Linked DNA regions of Homo sapiens: regions 1 and 2 are each linked to region 3. Evidence: chromatin contacts called from ENCODE Hi-C or POLR2A ChIA-PET data. All regions are on one chromosome and are shown on one strand. The core of a region is the stretch at or near the end of the contact, and the rest is flanking DNA. Distances in the headings are between cores, read along the strand shown. Region 1 holds the start of TMEM201 (transmembrane protein 201). Region 2 holds the start of SLC2A7 (solute carrier family 2 member 7). Region 3 holds the start of MAD2L2 (mitotic arrest deficient 2 like 2).

The links. A loop is a pair of places that touch in the nucleus more often than their neighbours do. ChIA-PET counts read pairs that join two places held with the same protein, here RNA polymerase II (POLR2A). Pooled maps may share reads with other maps.
Region 1: a pooled map shows a loop between it and region 3 (2.1-fold over the local background). The contact joins the promoter of TMEM201 here to the promoter of MAD2L2 in region 3. A Hi-C loop is called at or near these places in 1 of 50 pooled maps. POLR2A ChIA-PET finds 5 or more read pairs at or near these places in 2 of 52 experiments (GM10248 and activated naive CD4-positive, alpha-beta T cell).
Region 2: POLR2A ChIA-PET joins it to region 3 with 10 read pairs in activated CD4-positive, alpha-beta T cell. The contact joins the promoter of SLC2A7 here to the promoter of MAD2L2 in region 3. A Hi-C loop is called at or near these places in 1 of 168 maps with a recorded cell type or tissue (posterior vena cava). POLR2A ChIA-PET finds 5 or more read pairs at or near these places in 1 of 52 experiments (activated CD4-positive, alpha-beta T cell).

Annotation. Positions count from the first base shown.
Region 1 is chr1:9,586,440-9,590,772 of GRCh38, forward strand. TMEM201 (transmembrane protein 201) reads left to right here and starts at 2,472. Exons shown (of 11, transcript NM_001130924.3): 1 at 2,472-2,604. The coding sequence starts at 2,492. RefSeq lists silencers at 2,068-2,477, 2,488-2,687, 2,848-2,917.
Region 2 is chr1:9,025,078-9,029,387 of GRCh38, forward strand. It overlaps SLC2A7 (solute carrier family 2 member 7), which reads right to left and starts at 1,346. Exons shown (of 12, transcript NM_207420.3): 1 at 1,218-1,346. The coding sequence starts at 1,268.
Region 3 is chr1:11,678,469-11,682,397 of GRCh38, forward strand. MAD2L2 (mitotic arrest deficient 2 like 2) reads right to left here and starts at 2,680. Exons shown (of 9, transcript NM_006341.4): 1 at 2,571-2,680; 2 at 2,094-2,145; 3 at 1,885-2,003. The coding sequence starts at 2,133. RefSeq lists silencers at 2,002-2,061, 2,502-3,021.

The DNA.
Region 1 (4,333 bases), core at 1,222-3,721, 2.1 Mb before region 3:
GACTTCAAAGTCAAGATCTGACAAACCATTTCATTCCTTTTACTTAAGAATTACAGATCCATGGATGATACTGCTGATAAAGGTGTGCTTAAACTAATGCACGTAATAGAATTGGCCACATAAAGAGTCCTTTGGGTGGGACATGCAAACTGAATCTTCCTTGGGAAGCAAATGGCACTTAAACACAATGCCTGCCTGCTGTTTTGAGGGAAGATACACCTTAAATGATTATTTTGTTTGCTCATGGCTGGTGAAAGCATCAAGACTGCATGGAAAGGCTTTTGCTGGGATACTCACAAGAAAGAGGAGGTCCAGACCCAAGTGAACCTCCAGGTTTCCTGTCTGCTTCACTTTCCAGTCCCCCTTCCCCCCAGTGAATGTGCATGATTCCGGTGTGGACAGAGGAACTGGCTGCAGGAGCAAAAAAACATTTGCCCTCAATCCATCACTACCCACAAAGAGTTTACAATGTTAACCTCAAAAAAAAAAAAGTGATCAGAACACTGGAACATAGTGTGTAATTAGATACAAATATTTTCTGTTTACTTTTTTAAAACTAGTAATTTAGCTGAAATCAATAATGAAACACAGTGACTCTTCCCCTTGAATCTCCTCCCACCACCAGGTAATCAGTTTGCAGTTCAGTGTTAACTATTCTCCACTTCCCACAAGCACATAAGGCTTTATTTAAGCTTTGGATATTATTTAAAAATCAATCTGCATGTTGCTTTTTCTTTTTCTTTTTCTTTTTTTTTTTTTTTTTGAGATGGAGTCTCACTCTGTTGCCAGGCTGGAGTGCAGTGACGCAACCTCAGCTCGCTGCAACCTCCGCCTCCTGGGTTCAAGCAATTCTCCTGCCTTAGCCTCCCATGTAGCTGGGACTACAGGCGCCCACCACCACACCCAGCTAATTTTTGTATTTTTAGTGGAGACCAGGTTTCACCATGTTGGTCAGGATGGTCTCCAGCTCCTGACCTTGTGATCCGCCTGCCTCGGCCTCCCAAAATGCTGGAATTACAGGCGTGAGCCACCATGTGCCCGGCCTGCATGTTGCTTTTTTGTTGTCGTTTTTGTTTTTTCAGAAGGAGTCTCCTGTCACCAGGCTGGAATGCAGCGGCACAATCTTGACTCGTTGCAACCTCCGCCTCCCAGGTTCAAGCGATTCTTGTGCCTCAGCTTCCCGAGTAGCTGGGATTACAGGTGTGCACCACCACGCCCGGCTAATTTTTGTATTTTCAGTAGAGATGGGGTTTCACCATGTTGCCCAGGCTGGTCTTGAACTTCTGACCTCAGGTGATCCGCCCGCCTCGGCCTCCCAAAGTGCTGGAATTACAGGTGTGAGCCACCGCGCCCTGCCTGCATGTTGCTTTTTAAAAACAATGTATCATCCATCTATGCCAATAACTCCAGATCTGGCTTTCTTTTCTTTTCTTCCTTTCTTTCTTTCCTTCTTTCCTTCCTTCTTTCCTTTCTTCCTTCCTTCCTTCTTTCTCTCTCTCTCTCTTTCCTTGCCTTTCCTTTCTTTTTTGAGAAGGAGTCTCGCTTTTGTCGCCCAGGCTGGAGTGCAGTGGCGCGATCTCGGCTCACTGCAAGCTTCGCCTCCCGGGTTCACGCCATTCTCCTGCCTCAGCCTCCCGAGTAGCTGGGACTACAGGCGCCCGCCACCACGCCCGGCTAATTTTTTGTATTTTTAGTAGAGAGGGGGTTTCACCGTGTTAGCCAGGATGGTCTCGATCTCCTGACCTCGTGATCCGCCCGCCTCGGCCTCTCAAAGTGCTGGGATTACAGGCGTGAGCCACCGCGCCCTGCCTGGATCTGGCATTCTTTCTAATGGTTGCATTATGTTCCGAACTATGGCTGTCCTATGATTTATTCAACCATGTCCCTATCCGTGGATGATCGTGTTTCTAAAAAGCTAGTTTTTCAACCATTAGAGCGGCTCAAGGAGCTGCTAAACAGCACTGGGCGCATAGGCTGGGTTTGACTAGACAGGATTAGCGAGGGGGAAAAAGACTAATTACAAGCAGTTGCGTACTCTGGAGATGCTCCCCTTAGCAGAAGCTCGGTGGACTGTCTGCAGCCAGACCTCCGGGCCTGGCGGCTGGCGCGGGAGGCAGAAGGCGGGGCTTTCCTACAGGGCTCCGTGCCCCGCCCTCCCCGCGCCGCCTTCCACCTCCGGCCGCGCGGGGGCGCTCCCCGGCCGGCTCTGTCGCTTCCGCCGCCGCCCCGCCCACCCGGGCTCACCCCTCGTCCCGATTGGCTGCGCGACGGGAGCGCGCCGAGTCAGGGGGCGGGCCCGCGCCCGCTACAAAGCGGCGAAGGTCACGGCGCGAGGAGGCGCGCGTCGCCGCCCCGCGTCCCGCCTGCGGCCCGCGCCCCCGGCGTCACCGCCTCCTGCCCGCCTGCCCGCCTGCCCGCCTGCCCGCCTACCCGCCTACCCGCCTACCCGCCTACCCCCCTGCCGGCCTGCCGTCCTTCCACGCGGAGAGCCATGGAGGGAGTGAGCGCGCTGCTGGCCCGCTGCCCCACGGCCGGCCTGGCCGGCGGCCTGGGGGTCACGGCGTGCGCCGCGGCCGGCGTGTTGCTCTACCGGATCGCGCGGAGGTGAGTGCATGGTTCGGCCCCACGCGGCCCTCTGCGCCGCCCGCCAGGCCCGCCCCCGCGCCGCCCCGGCCCGCTGCCCCCCTCGGCCGGGACCCGGGCTGCCCGCGGGCGCGCGGAGACCCCCGGCGCGCGCCGCCGCCCCCCGAGACCGGGTTGAGACTGCAGTCGGGAAGCGGCTGCGGAGTCGAGTGGAGCGGCGGGGACTCCGGGAACGTGGGGCGCGGGCGAGAGCGCCGCGCGGGGGCCACAAACTTCCTCCGGGAGCCGCGGGGGGCTGGAGCCGGTGCGCACGGGCCGCCCCTGCCCTCAGCCCCGTGCTGGGCCCCGGTGCACGGCGATGCTGGCGATCGCGGCTGGCGGTTGCTGCTCGGCATGTGACGTCCCGGGCGTTTTTCTACACGCCTCGCATCCGCGCGTTTCAGAGCCACAGCCCCTGCTTACGCTAGAGCAGCTGAGGGACAGGGAGGCTCAGTAACTTGCTGTTAATGAGAGGAATCATGGTTTGAGCCGATGGAATCTGCAGGGCAGACCCCGAGGCTGGGCTGCCTCCCAGAGGTGGGCAAGGCCTGAGATGCCTCCAAACAGTTCAAGACGGGCCGGGGCCACCCTCCTCCCTGCCCGGCTCACGGGCCATGCGGGCCCCCGGGTTCAGATCCGGCCTCTTTCATCGGCCTCCATCGCCAGGCATAAAAGCTTAGTGGCCTGTTGCTTCAGCAGAGCCTCGCAGGTAGCTTACTGTTTCTCCACTTGATCCACCTTTCCAGAGGGCAGGGGGGAAAGTGGGGTTGTGAGAACATCCTAGAAAGAGTGGATGGGTTTGCAGCTTCGGCAAGGGATGCAATGAGCTCACACCCTTAGGAAAAAGGGGAGAAGGGACTTGCCCACTCAGCAGCAAGTGGCAGAGCTGGGGTTTGAACCCTGATCGTCTGGCTGGTCTGTTTGTTCTTCCTTAACACATACCGGTGCTGCTTCTCTCCTCCAGGGGGGAAACGGGGAAAAAGAAGTACAGGTGGTTGAGTCACAGAGGCTTCCCAGAGGAGGAAGGCATGGGAGGGACATCAGCTGTGTCTGGAGGATGGGCCAGATGTGACTGAGGAGGGTAGCTGGGGATTGAGTGACCCCAGCCCAGAGGTCCCTGACAACCCAAGTCTCTCCATGTCGGTTTCTGCTGGATTCCTGGAAGTTGAGCATCTGCAGGACCAGCTTGTCCAAGCCGGTGGTTTTATACCCAGGGGACCGAGGTCCAGAGACCTCAGGTGATTTGCTCACATTCCCAGAGCATGTTGCCAGCTGAGCTGGTCCAGCACCCGGTGTTCTTCCTGGACGAAGCCGCCTCTCAGCTAACCCAGGATGGGGGGTGTTGCCTCAAGGATGAGAGCCTGGGGGAGGGGATAGTCTGCCAGCCACACAGCACCTCCGTTGTGTTTATTGAGGCTGGACTTGGACTGGGTGGCTCACTGTGCCACACACTGCAGCTGTCCTCAGGGATGCTGTCTCCCCTTCCTGCCCTGCTGGCCACAGCTCTCCATCTCCTGGAAACAAGAGTCTGGGGCCTTGGAGAGATATTGGGCTAGCTGGTGCCAGGGGAACTAGGAGGGTGCCTGGAAGTCCTTTCACGCCCCTGACGACACCAGCAGGTCACGGTGTGGCATTGAGACCCTTGCTGTTGATTGGGCCGAGAAGGGCCAGCCTTTCCCAGGATGCTTTAAGATGTCCTCATAGAGCACTG
Region 2 (4,310 bases), core at 96-2,595, 2.7 Mb before region 3:
TAGGAGACAAGTCCAAGGTCGGGACGCTGTGGGCTTGGGCCTCGGGAAGTGGAGTGGCTGGGCCTCCACCTCCCTCCAGCCTGGGCTGGAAGTGGGGGATGGGGGATCCCAGGCCGTGCCCCCGGAAAAGAGGAGGAGGTGGCGCAGGGCTGGGGCTTTTGGGGGCTGAGGTCTCTGCACGCATTCATTCCCTCCTTGAGGATGTATCTGAGCATCTGCTACGTGCCTGGCCCTGTACTAGGCCCTGGAGGCCAAGTGTGAAGTAGGGGATGCTTTAGGAAAAAGGCCCAGCAAAGCACTGCCTTTAAGAAGCTCACTTTCTAGTGAGGGGAGCCCACCCCGTCCAAGAAAGACAAAGATGATAATTCCAAATAGCTAGAATGCTGTGAGGACAATAAAATAGGGTGATGGGTGGGGTAGCAGCCTGTGAGGAATGAGAGACTGTGTTCAGTAGGGTGGGCAGGGCAGGGAAGGCCTCTCTGAGCAGGCGCCCTTTGAGCCGGGACCAGAATGGATGAGAGGGAGCAGCTGTGTAAGCATCGGGGGGAAGAGCATCCCAGACAGAGGGACTCATTGCTTGCCTCTGCCTCTAGAACAGGCCCTTAGGAAAATCCCGGCAGTCGCCTGTGCTCAGGGCCAGGCTTTCCATGGTTGCCACAACACCCAGGGCAGCTTGGAGGGGAACTGGCCTGAGGGCCAAAGTCTGAGGAGCAGGTGGGCAGGGTCTCTGACCATGTCCTAGAGCCAAGGCCCTGGTGCATGCCCCCTCCCCACTGCCCCCTCCACCCCTCACTCCTGTTCCACATGTCCTCACCCCAACCCTCACACTTAGCTGCCTGGCTGCCCACAGCCCGTAGCTCTGCACATCCAGGAACAACCAGACAGAAGGGCAGGATTCGGGCATTCTTCAGAGGCCATCTCCCCTCGATCTTTAAGGGTAGGGGAAGCGGAGGGGAGCAGGGGTGGAAGGGAGAGAGGCATCTCCAGCACCATCCGCTCTCCCAGCATTCGCTCAGCCACCCTGGCCCATGTCTGAGCCATGAGGTTTGAGCATAGCTGCTTCTCCACATGGCTCTCCCAGGCCTGGTTATCCTGAAGAAAAAGGAAGCACGCTACCCGCTCCTTGCTAAAAGCATTCCACGGCCTTCACCTCCCTCCACAGGTCTGCACAGCTGGTGGGAGAGGGACAGTGACAGGTTCCTAGTCTTGGCACTTACCCCCTCCCTGGATGGAATGGGTGGAGGGGTTCCCGCCTCTTTGTTCTCCATCCTTGTTCAGGTGGGAGAACAGGTGTGCTCTACCTCCCAAGTGACACCTGCTCTGCGCCAGCCACCTAAAGACCGGCTGTTTCTCCCCTGGGCCTACCTGGCTTTATGATCCTTTTGCTCTCTGGACCCTGCTGACTTTCCCCAGGAGCAAATTCTCCTTGGAAATGTTGATAAGACACACGTTGCCAGTGCACAAATCATACACAGCACGAATTTCGTCTTTGCACCCACCAAGCCCCAAGCCGAAAGCTCCCTAGTTGCACCAAGGAGAGAGAAAAAACATTGCCTGACATTGGTCCGCAGAAATGAGGACTTTCAGAGACCCAGTGAGGCTGTGACCTGGATCTAGGATGCTTTTTCTGTGTCATTTTTCCATGTATGCCTCTTTTTTTTTTGAGACAGGGTCTTCCTTTGTTGCCCAGGCTGGAGTGCAGTGGCGCAATCTCAGCTCACTGCAACCTCGGCTTCCTGGGCTCAAGCTATTCTCCTGCCTTAGCTTCCCAAGTAGCCGGGATTATAGGCACGTGCCGCCACACCCAGCTTTTTTTTTTTTTTTTTTTTTTTTTTGAGGTGGAGTCTCGCTTTGTCGCCCAGGCTGGAGTGCGGTGGCGCAATCTCAGCTCACTGCAAGCTCTGCCTCCCGGGTTCACGCCATTCTCCTGTCTCAGCCTCCTGAGTAGCTGGGACCACAGGTGCCTGCCACCATGCCTGGCTAATTTTTTTTTTGTATTTTTAGTAGAGACGGGGTTTCACCGTGTTAGCCAGGATGGCCTGGATCTCCTGACTTCATGATCTGCCCGCCTCGGCCTCCCAAAGTGCTGGGATTACAGGCGTGAGCCACCGTACCCAGCCTTTTTTTGTGTGTTTTTAGTAGAGATGAGGTTTCACCATGTTGGCCAGGCTGGTCTAGAACTCCTGACCTCTAGTGATCCGCCTGCCTTGGCCTCCCAAAGTGCTGGGCTTACAGGCATGAGCCACCGCACCTGGCTTTTTTTTTTTTTTTAACTTTTATTTTAGGTTCAGGGTATATGTGAAGGTTTGTTACATAGGTAAACTCGTGCCACGGGGGTTTGTTGTACAGATTATTTCATCACCCAGGTATTAAGCCCACTTCCCAGTGTTTGTTTGCTGCTCCTCTCCCTCCTCCCACCCTCCAGCCGGAAGTAGATCCCAGTGTTTGCTGTTCCTTTCTGTGTGTTCCTAGGTTCTTCATATATGCCTCCTCTTGTGCATTTGGACTAATTGTCCATTTGGGGGAAAGAACAAATTAAACACTTTCAGAAAAACACAGTTATTATTTCTAATTACACTAAATAGTGTTAAATAAGTCAATAAAATATTGGACAAAGGTGCTTATTTCAGAATCATTTCTACTAGCATTTTTTTTTTAAAGTAGAGAATGATTGAATAAATTAGGAGTAACTAATTGATTGGAATGCCAGACTTCTGTTTCAAAGGATAATTATGAAATGTGGGAACATGGAAACATTAACATGTTTTTTAATTAACATGACCTTTAAGAGAAGTGATCAAAGCAGAATACACATAGTATACCTGGGGAAGGCCAGGGTGCGGTGGTTCATGCCTATAAGCACAGCACAATGAGAGGCTGAGTGGGTGGAGGATTGCTTGAGCTCAGGAGTTCAAGACCAGCCAGGGCAACATGGTGAAACCTCATCTCTACCAAAAATACAAAAATCAGCTGGGCATGGTGGCATGCCCCCGTGGTCCCAGCTACTTGGGAGGCTGAGGTAGGAGGATCACTGGAAAACAGGAGGCTGAGGCTGCAGTGAGGCATGATCACACCACTGCACTCCAGCCTGGGTGATAGAGCGAGAACCTGTTTCAAAAAAAAAAAAAAAAAAAAAAAGGATACCTGGGGGAAAATGTGTTTGCCCATGGGTGGTAACAGGTGGGTAAATGACAAGACTGAGAGAATGAAAGGTCCTTATTTATGTTTATCCTGCTCCTGCTCCTGACTATGTTGTAGGTATTTTCTCTCTCTCTCTCTTTTTTTTTTTTTTTGAGACAAAGTGTTGCTGTGTTGCCCAGGCTGGAGTGCAGTGGCGTGGTCATGGCTGACTGTCGCTTCCGGCCTCCAGTGTTCAAGCAATCCTCATGCCTCGGCCTCCCAAGTAGCTGGGATTACAGGCGTGCCCCACCATGCCCAGCTAATTTTTGCATTTTTTTTGTTTTTTAGACAGAGTCTCACTCTATTGCCCAGGCTGGAGTGCAGTGGCCAGGAGGAGGAGGTGGCACAGGGCTAGGCGCTCTTGGGGGTGAGAGGCATGTGGTCTCATATGCCTTGGTTCACTGCAACCTCCGCCTCCTGGGTTCAAGTGTTCTGCCTCAGCCTCCTGAGTAGCTGGGACTACAGGCGTGTGCCACTATGCCTGGCTAACTTTCATATTTTTGGTAGAGAGGAGATTTTATAATATAGGCCAGGCTGGTCTCAAATTCCTGACCTCAGGTGATCCACCCTCCTCGGCTTCCCAAAATGCTGGGATTACAGGTGTGAGCCACCTTGCCTGACCATGTATTTTCAATAGAGATGGAGTTTCAGCATGTTGGCCAGGCTGGCGTTGAACTCCTGGCCTCAAATGATCTGTCCACTGCGGCTTCCCAAAGTACTGGTGTTAGAGGTGTGAGCCTCTGCACCCTGCCTGTTGTAGGTATTCTCTAAAGGGATAGGCATTTTCTCCACTCTGCTCCTCCCTCCTTTCTGAGTCCTCACCAGCAGGGTCATTAACATTCATATTTTTACTAACAGTCTGTTCAAGGTAATCTAGGCTTTTTATAGCATGCTTCTAAAAATTCTCCCAGCCTCTTCTCATTGTGCAATGCTAAAGCCATTTACATACTTTTAGCTATTTAGGTATTAACAGCAGCACTCCATTTCCCAATACCAAAATCTCTATATTAGTTTTCTATGGCTTTTGTAACAAATTACCAAAAACGTAGTGGCTTAAAACAACACATATTTATCATCTTAGGGGTCTACGTGTCATAAGTCTGACATGGGTCTCACTGGGCTAAAATAAA
Region 3 (3,929 bases), core at 1,430-3,929:
GTTCTTAATGTGGGGTCCATGGACTCCTCCAGAGTCTGAAAAATCCCTAAAGTTGTATCTTTGTGCACTTGGGCATTTTTCCAGAAAAAGGATCCAGGAAAATGTAATCAGATGTCAAAAGTTAAGAACTAAGGAACTGTGTGGCCTCAGGCAAATTCCTTAACTTCTCTGGGCTTCAATCACTTCATCATAAAGAAGAAGTGAGTAAATGTCAATTGTTTTTTCCTTTCCCCTCTAAAGGTGACCTTCAACTTACTATGGGTTTATGTTTGGATAAACCAATCAAATATCGCCAGCGGAAAATGCAGTTAATACACATAACATACAGAACATCATAGCTTAGCCAGGCCTACCTAAACACACTCAAAACACATTAGCCCACAGTTGGGCAACATTATCTAACACAAAACCTGTTTCATAATAAAGTGCTCACGCCTGTAATCCCAGCACTTTGGGAGGCCAAGGCAGGTGGATCACCAGAGGTCAGGAGATCGAGACCAGCCTGGCCAACACGGCGAAACCTTGTCTCTACTAAAAATACAAAAATTAGCCAGATGTGGTGGCACACGCCTGTAATCCCAGCTACTCGGGAGGCTGAGGCAGGAGAATCACTTGAACCCAGGAGGTGGAGGTTGCAGTGAGCCAAGATCACGCCACTGCACTCCAGCCAGGGCGACAGAGCGAGACTCAGTCTCAAAAAATAAAATAAAATAAAATATAAAATAAAAAATAAAGTGCTGACTACCTCAAGTAATGTCTTGAATACCATACTGGAAGTGAGAAAACAATGGTGGTGTGGGGACTTGAAGCGGGGACCACCTGGATGTCCTTTGAGCTTCTACCACTTATTCTCATGTTTCCTGAGTGCCTTCCAGAGACAGGCACTTCTAGGGACTGGAGCTACAGTGCGATGCACACTGCTTTGTCTGCCTTTTAGCCTTAACCCATTGAGTTTAGGATAAATGGTAGGGAGAAGATTTGGAGGTTTTTGGAAATACCCTCCTCACACCAAGGTTCACCAGCTTCACGAGCTCCTTCAAAGTGCCACCATGCCCCCAGGGTAACTTTTTTTTTTGGAGACATAGTCTTGCTCTGTCGCCCAGGCTGGAGTGCAGTGGCACGATCTGGGCTTACTTCAACCTCTGCATCCCGGGTTCAAGCGAGTCTCCTGCCTCAGCCTCCCTAGTAACTGGGATTACAGGCGCGTACCACCACACCAGGCTAATTTTTGTATTTTTAGTAGAGACAGGATCTCATCATGTTGGTCAGGCTGGTTTCTTGAACTCCTGACCTTGTGATTCGCCCGCCTCAGCCTCCCAAAGTGCTGGGATTACAGGTGTGAGCCACCATGCCCGGCCACCCCCGGGGTAACTCTTATCAGGCCTGGTCCCTAACTTCTGGCAAGGGGAACTCTCTTCTGAGGGGTGGGTAGGCATCACCACTTTGGAACTGGAAGGCATTGGAAGGCATGGGCAGGGCCCTGCGGAATGAGGTGGCTTGGCCCGAAGTGGAAGAGGTTTTTTTTTTTTTTTTTTTTTTTTTTTGAGACGGAGTTTCGCTCTTGTCACCCAGGCTGGAATGCAGTGGCACAATTTCGGCTCACTGCAACCTCCGCCTCCTGGGTTCAAGGGATTCTCCTGCCTCAGCCTCCTGAGTAGCTGGGATTACAGGCCTTGGCCACCACGCCCGGCTAATTTTTGTATTTTTAGTAGAGACGGGGTTTCACCATGTTTGTCAGGCTGGTCTCGAACTCCTGACCTCAGGTGATCCGCCCGCCTCGGCCTCCCAAAGTGCTAGGATTACAGGCGTGAGCCACGGCGCCCGACCAAAGAATTTTTAAAAGTCCACCCTGTACCCACTCTGTGGTTCTGGGACGTGCCTCACCTGGACCGGCACGTTGTACTTCTTGCGTTTCTGGAAGATGCCCACGGGGTAGACCTCGCGCACGTAGAGGATGAGATGCACAGCCACCTCCAGGAACTCGCAGAGCACATCGGCCACCACTGCAGGGGGGCACAAGCCGGTGGCGCGCTCGAGGAAGCCCGCCGGCCCAGACGCCCCCGCCCCCGGGCCCGCAGGTCCAGCCTCCCTACCTTGGCCAAAGTTGAGGTCTTGTCGTGTGAGCGTGGTCATCCTTCCCGCTACCTGAGTGTTGGGGCAAGGGCAGAGGGTAGTTCCAGAGACCCAGGAGCCCAGAACCCGCTCGCTTCCACCGTCTCTTCCCTCCCCACAGTCTGTGGGAACTGGGGAAGGACCTCCCGCTTCGCACAGGCTCAGGGCAGCTGGAAGAACCTCCACCCCCACGCTGGCGTCCGTGCTTGGGGGCATCAGCCTCTATCCACTGGCCGCCCGCGCCCCCTCGCCCCGCTGTCTCGCGGGGTGGAAAGACCACAGCTGTGCCCCCGAAAAGGGCAGGGCCGCGGACGCAGAGGGAAACAGCGGGATGCCCAGGGCCGGGAGCGCAAAGCGGGACATGCGGAAAGCGAAGCGGGGTTGGAATAAGACTCCGCCCCCTGCTACGCCGGATCCCTCCCGGCGGGAATCCCGCCCCCTCTCCCCTCCCCCAGTACCGGCTCTGCGCTCGGTTCCCGCCCGAGATCGGGCCCGGCCCCGCCGCGGGGAGCCACCGACCGGACCGATCGCGCCTCCCGCTCAACCCGGGGCCTCGGCGCCGCTCGGTGACGTTCACGGCGCTCCGGTGGGTCCTAGCGCCCGCCCCGCCCAGGCCACGCCCATTCCCGCACGGCCCAAACCGGGCCTCGCAGAGGGCGGTTCCGCATGCGGGGGCGGGTCTCCGAGGGGCGGGGGCCGGGCCTCGGCGTCCGGGAGGGGCTGAGACCCGCCGCGCCACCTCCCTTCAACTTCGGGTGGGCGCGAAGAAAACACAACGTTGATCTCCACGTTCCATTGGATCGCTACATATCTTCCCCCGAGGGCATTTCTCTCGCTTTAGCAGGCGCCGGAAGAGGGCTGGGGAGGGACGGGGGAGCGCGCAGCTGGGGACTAACGGCAGCCACATCTGAGCTAGCCCGAGTCACCATCCCTGCAGCTGCCCACGCAAAAGCGAATCCTCTGGCTCGGGGGCGGGAACAGGGGAGGACAGGATTGTACCGGTTGTCAAGGCCCGGGTGAAATTTTAAAAATAAAAAAAAGAGGGCGTGCACCGGCGTCGCCCCTGCTCCGCCCCCACCGGGTACCTAAATGCAGCCTGGCCTGACCGCCCAAGAGGATGAACCCTCCCCGCCCTACGCTTCATAACAATAGCTGACCTTTTTGGAGCTCCAGCCGAGTGCTGGGCACTGGGCTAAGTGTGTCCGTGGATTATCTCAGTCCTGGGAGTAACTCCATGAGGCAGTTACTGTGACTGTTCTCTTTATACAGATAAGTCAAGCGAGGTGCAGAAGGGTGAATAACCTGCCCGAGTCTCCCAGCTGGTGGGGTGGGCGATGGCCGAGGTGCCTCCTGCCACTACATTTTACTGCTCCCAAGTCCCCCAGGGGCGTGGACTCGGTCTGGAAGTCCTGTAAGGGCCCTCAGAGATGATATTACTAAAATAATAAAAAATAATGACTAACATCGAGCACTTCTTATGTGTCAAACACTGATTCCGTTAATTCTCTCATTAACCCTAGCAGCTAAGTCTCCATTTTATAGCCCCACTTTACAGATGGTTAAACAGGCCCAGAAACGTTCTCTAATTCGCCAAAATCACACAGTGGGAATACAAACCCAGCTCTGATGCCTCTTCTGACACCAGGGCTTCCACTTATTTACAGCCCCCTTATTTTACAAGTGAGAAAACTAAGATCTGAGAAGCAGCTACGGAGTTAGTGGGCAACAAGTCAGGACCAGAAGCCAAGAGGACTTTGTCTGTGACCTCCAGGGACGTAAGAGCTTGTTAGTCCCATCCGTCTGTTTGGACACAGATC